Regions from separate parts of the Homo sapiens genome. Here region 1 is linked to region 2. Evidence: chromatin contacts called from ENCODE POLR2A ChIA-PET data. All regions are on one chromosome and are shown on one strand. Each heading gives the region's core, a stretch centred on a gene start or an enhancer-like site at or near the end of the contact. The rest is flanking DNA. Distances are from core to core; before and after follow the strand shown. Region 1 holds the start of PRDM12 (PR/SET domain 12). Region 2 holds the start of GPRACR (GPR107 adjacent cis regulating lncRNA).

Region 1 (2,700 bases), core at 36-2,535, 520 kb after region 2:
CCGCACTGAGGCCTCTCGCGGAGCTGCCTGCAGTTTCTGAGGGACTTCGCTCTCAGGCACGCCTGCTCCCACCTAGGAAGGGTCTCGGGACCCCTTTCAATCCCCCTATATCCCGTAGGAAATTCTTTTCCCAGAGACAGGCTGCCAGGGCGATTCCTGTCCGCCCATCTCGACCCCCGACCTGGCCCCGCAAGGGCCGGGAGCCTGGCCTTCCATGAAGCTGTCTCAGGCCGGGACCAGCCCCAGCCCCGACGGCCGCTGCGGCCCCGCCTCGGCAGCCCCGTGAGCCCGCGGAGGAGTTTCGCACCCGACCGTGCACAGCGACCGAGTTGGCGCGGCCCGTATGAAGCGAAGCGCCGGCTTCAGCAGCGCAGTCTGAGCAGGGGATCCGCGTGGCAACTAGGGCTGCGCGCGAGCTCGGGGCGACTGTGGCGGCCCGGGGAGTGCAGGGCCGGAGAGGGAAGAGGACGCGGGCTCTGGCCGGGGAGGGAGAGCGGTGCAGGGCTGGGCCGGCCAGCCGGGGCAGCAAAGTAAAGGTGAACGCCGGGCTGGGCCAGGCCGGTGAACATAGATCAGGCCTGAGGGGAGCGCGGGGCCCGAAGCCAGGCGTCCCCTCTTGTCTAGCCTGGTCCCTGGAGTCCTAGAGAGCCTCGCCGCACCCCCTCCCCTTCTCCGTCCCCTCCTCTCCTCAGAGCCGGCTGAGCCTCCCTCCCTGCCCTGCGCTTCCCACGGGGAGAGAAGGAAAAACAGGAGGGGGGAGGAAGGACCAGGAAGGGGAGAGAGGAGTGGAGGGGTACTGTTTGGAGCGGTCCGCGCGCCCCCGCCCCTCGCGCTCTCGCGACGAAGGCTCCTCGAGCCCAGCCGGGTACAACAAGTCTGTCCTCCGACGTCAGGGGGTCATTAATAACCAATTAGGAGGGTCACTGCGGCTCCTATAAAGGCGCTGAGATTTTGCCAAGGGGAAGACGGCCCCGGCCGAGTGTGCGAGAGGCTAGCGCGCGCCTGAGCCCCTTGCTGCCGCTTCCCTGCAACCACCCGCCTCTCACCCACCCTGCACCCCCCGCACCCGCCTCCGCCTCCACCCGCGTCTCTCCACCCTCCGCGCCGCCTTTGCCATCTCTACAGATTTCACCATCTCTCTTCCCCTCTCCCCCTCGTTCGCTTTCCTCCCAGTCGCCCCCTCACCTCCCGCTCCCTCCTGCGTCCTCCTCCTCTCCGTCCTCCCCCTGCTCTGGTTCCTTCTCCATCGCAGCGCTCTCCTCTCGCCCCTTGGGCTCCCCTCTCGCCCGCCCACCTCCCCCGTCGGCCCGGCCGTCCCCCGGCGCCGGGGAGCTCCGGGCCGCCCATGATGGGCTCCGTGCTCCCGGCTGAGGCCCTGGTGCTCAAGACCGGGCTGAAGGCGCCGGGACTGGCGCTGGCCGAGGTTATCACCTCCGACATCCTGCACAGCTTCCTGTACGGCCGCTGGCGCAACGTGCTCGGGGAGCAGCTCTTCGAGGACAAGAGCCACCACGCCAGCCCCAAGACAGCCTTCACCGCCGAGGTGCTGGCGCAGTCCTTCTCCGGCGGTGAGTCCAGCCGTCGGAGCCCGGCGCAATCCCTCCTCCCGGCGACCCCCATTCCCGTCCTGGCGATGCGCGAGACGCGGCTGGGATACCCGGCCTCGCTGCTACTCGCGCCAACCTGGGCTCTCCCGGCGCTCGGTGCACCTCAGTTTCCCCATGGGCCAAACCAGGACGCGAGCCACCAAGCAGCTCCGCAGCCCACCCGGCTCAAGGACCGACCCCGGCGACCCCGTCGCTCGGCCCCGACGCCCCCGCCGGCCCCTCCCTTCCCCTCCTGCGCTTGAGCTGGCGGGTTCCCGGCATTTACAGCCTTACTAGGCGTGTAATAGCAGTTGACTCAAAAAGAAGGGGTTTTAAATTCATTTAGTTAACTTGGGCTTGACCCACGAAAGTTCCCACTTAAACCAAGAACTTTAAAAGGCAGCCGGGGCTGGGGAGGGGGTGGAGGGAGGGCGGGCGGGGAGAAAAAGCCGCGGGGAGAGCGAGGGAGAGAAAGAGAGAGCGAGAAAAGTTTCTTTTCTTTAAGATGTCTCAAGTTCTTATTCCTCATTCATCAACCCGCAAACAATATCTTTCCCTGGCTCTGGCATCTCTGCGCGTCGCCCTCTTTTCCCCCTTTACGATTTCTGTTCCTCTCTTAATTTACCGTGAAGACTAATTCCACTTCCATTCACGCTATGTCAACCATCTAATCCCCCTTTTTTGTAAGGGGAATTCCTCGGCCCCTTTTAAACAAGTCCCCTCCGCATTGAGCTACAATTTACTGCTACAGCATTCTTCCAGGGCTAATGAATTTAGAATTAGCAATTTCTTTCGAATGGAGCCGAATGAATGCGATCACTTTAACAGCGTGACAAATTGCCCGCCGCGCCGCAATGGACACCGTTTAACCCCCCCCTTTCAGCCGGCCCGCTCGCCGGGTATTTTCCCAGGTAGCTTAGAGGGGAACCTTGTAAGACATGGAGGCCGCCCTTGTGCGCCTCGCCGCTTCCAGCCCTGCCGCAGATGCCCGACAGGGGAACCCTCGGGGAGCTGGGGGCCGCCGCGGCTCCTCCCCGCCCAGAGAGATGACATCGGGGTTTGTCTGAGCCCGGGCGCCGCCCTCCCTGGCACCCCAGGGCCTGGGAGCAGAGAG
Region 2 (2,700 bases), core at 6-2,505:
TGATCTTCAAGAGGCCGGGGGATTTCTGCTTGTTCTGATAAAACAGGCAGTGCAGGCTAAATCCAGAGCAGATATTGGCCCCAGTATGTGTTTCTGAGAAGAGCCTACTGCTCCCAGGCCCCAGGACCCTGGGTAGATCCTCCCTGCCCCCACCCAGGCTCCTTAATTTTCGAAGCTGCCTTTGGGTGGCCTGCCCTTCACCAGGAATCTGTCAGGTCGGCAGATTGGTAGCCGTAGACTCCCTCAGGCTAAGTAACAAGGAGGCTGGGTAAGTGCTTACCCTAAGGAAAGAAAGCGCAGACTTCCTGGAGGCTGGCATTGGCTTTGCCCTCCCGTAAGCCACCTGCATGGTGGGGCGTTTCTGAGAATCCGTCCTGAGCCCCTCGGCACTGGCCCGCCCACTCCCACGAAGAGAAGCACGCTCAGCAGTTGGGAACTGGATGTTGGGGGGTCGGTGTGACCCACTTGGGAGCTGCACCTTAAACTGCTCCTTCCCAGTTTGCCAAAGGAATGCTGACCTTTGCAAAAATGAGGGAGCTGCTCATTAACACACATCTGCAGGAATCGAGCTTGCGCCCTGCATCAGCCATTCTAGCGTATGTCCTTAGACATAACTGCGTCTCTGTCACTCAGAGCCCTGGTTCCAGTCGGCCTCCGTCGCCTAAGGTTCAACATCGTTCAGCACACGCTGGTATGGGCAGGGCTGCAGATGAAATGATGAGTAAGCCTGGCTGTGCCACACGGGAGAGAACAGTACTGAGGAGGGGAGCAAGCCACGGGGCAAAGCCATGGGGCACAGCTGAGCGGCAGCACCACGTCTCCTCCGTTCCCACTCACTTCTTCCCTCCACCTTTGCAGCCATCTCGCTGTCCCTCGGTCCCCTTACTCTGCATCTTTCCCCTTTCCATGTCACCTGGCTCCTTCCATGAAGCAATCAAGCTTGTTCAAGTTTTCCCATGAACAAAAAGCAGCTAACAAAAAAAACAGCTGCAGGCCCCCGTCCCCCTTCAGAGCTCTCTGAGTTCCGCTGCTTCATCTTCCAGACGCCCCGGCGCACTGTGGGCTGGTTTCCACCCTGCCACGGTCTGGCTAGAGTGACTCGCAACCTCTGGGGGCTTGACTATTGTCTTCCTTGACTTTAGCAGCTTATAACACAGTGGGAGAGTCTTCCCCTCTTGAGATGCCCGCCACCACTCCTCATATGCTCCGTCGACCAAATTCAACTTCCTGTGGTTTTCCAGGTCCTTCAGCTGTGTGGCCACGGTCAGCTCGTGTCTACCCTTTAGTGTCGGGTCCTGGGCTCTGTCCCAGCTCTAGCCCTGCCCAGTCTCTCCCACTCCCTGGCTGACACCCAGGAGTTTATTTCAGCCTAACGCTGTCCTGAGATCCTCATGGCTCATTCTGCTGCCTCCTGGGCTGGTCCTTTTTTTTTTTTTTTTTTTTTTTTTGAGACGGAGTCTCGCTTTGTCACCCAGGCTGGAGTGCAGTGGCACGATCTTGGCTCACTGCAACCCCCACCTCCTGGGTTCAAGCGATTCTCCTGCCTCAGCCTCCCGAGTAGCTGGGATTACAGGCACCCGCCACCACACCCAGCTAATTTTTTGTATTTTTAGTAGAGACACGGTTTCACCATGTTGGCCAAGCTGGTCTCGAACTCTGACCTCAAGTGATCCACCTGCCTCGGGGCGCTGGGATTACAGGTGTGAACCACCACGCCTTCCTGGGCTGTTTTAAAGAGACATCAAAAGCCATACTTTCAAAATGAAATGACCACGCTCCTCCCTGATCCTGGTTAAAACAAAACAAAACAAAACAAAAACCCACCTGGCCCTTATCCTGGATGCTTCCCTCTCCCCACCCCCACCCCGTCCTGTGGTTAAAGTCCACCCACTTCGGTCCCCACTGCTACTGCCCAGGCCAGCCACCCTCATCTAGATGACAGCACCAGCCACCTGCCAGCTGGCAGCCAGGCTTCTAGTCTTGCCCCGCTTCCAGCCTATTTGCCATGTGTTAGCCAGGGTGACTCTTCGAAAGTGCTTGCCCTCTGTGTTAAGTATAGAGATTACAGAAGTGAGCCAGGAGGGTACAAGATCAAGATAAAAAACAATTGTATTTCTATACAAAATAAACAGTTCAAAAATAAAGAAAAGAACTTCATTTACAATACCATCAACAAAATGAAATACTTAGTAATAAATGTAACAGCTACAAAACTTATACTGTGAAAACTATAAAATGTTGAAAGAAATTAAAACCTAAATAAATGGAAAGACATCCCATATTCGTGGATTGGAAGACAATATTGTTAAGATGACAATACTCCCCAAATTGATCTACAAATTCAGTGTAATTTCTAGCAAAATCCCAGATGGCTTCTTTGCACAAATTCACAAGCTGAAGCTCATATGCAAATATAAGGAATCAAGAATAGCAAAAACAATGTTGGGAAAAAAAGGACAGAGTTAATGAACTCACTTCTCAGTGGGTTTTTTTGTTTGTTTGTTTGTTTTGAGACGGAGTCTTGCTCTGTTGCTTAGGCTAGAGTGCAGTGGCACAATCTTGGTACACTGCAACCTCTGCCTCCTAGCTTCAAGTGATTCCTGCCTCAGTCTCCCGAGTAGCTGGGATTACAGGCATGCTAATTTTTGTATTTTTAGTAGAGACAAGGTTTCACCGTGTTGCTCAGGCTGGTCTTGAACT

The links. ChIA-PET counts read pairs that join two places held with the same protein, here RNA polymerase II (POLR2A).
Region 1: POLR2A ChIA-PET joins it to region 2 with 10 read pairs in WTC11. The contact joins the promoter of PRDM12 here to the promoter of GPRACR in region 2. POLR2A ChIA-PET finds 5 or more read pairs at or near these places in 2 of 52 experiments (PC-9 and WTC11).

Annotation. Positions count from the first base shown.
Region 1 is chr9:130,663,309-130,666,008 of GRCh38, forward strand. It overlaps PRDM12 (PR/SET domain 12), which reads left to right and starts at 1,286. Exons shown (of 5, transcript NM_021619.3): 1 at 1,286-1,568. The coding sequence starts at 1,346. RefSeq lists enhancers at 1-569, 1,860-2,533.
Region 2 is chr9:130,142,964-130,145,663 of GRCh38, forward strand. GPRACR (GPR107 adjacent cis regulating lncRNA) reads right to left here and starts at 1,256. Exons shown (of 2, transcript NR_135124.1): 1 at 281-1,256. RefSeq lists an enhancer at 441-1,214.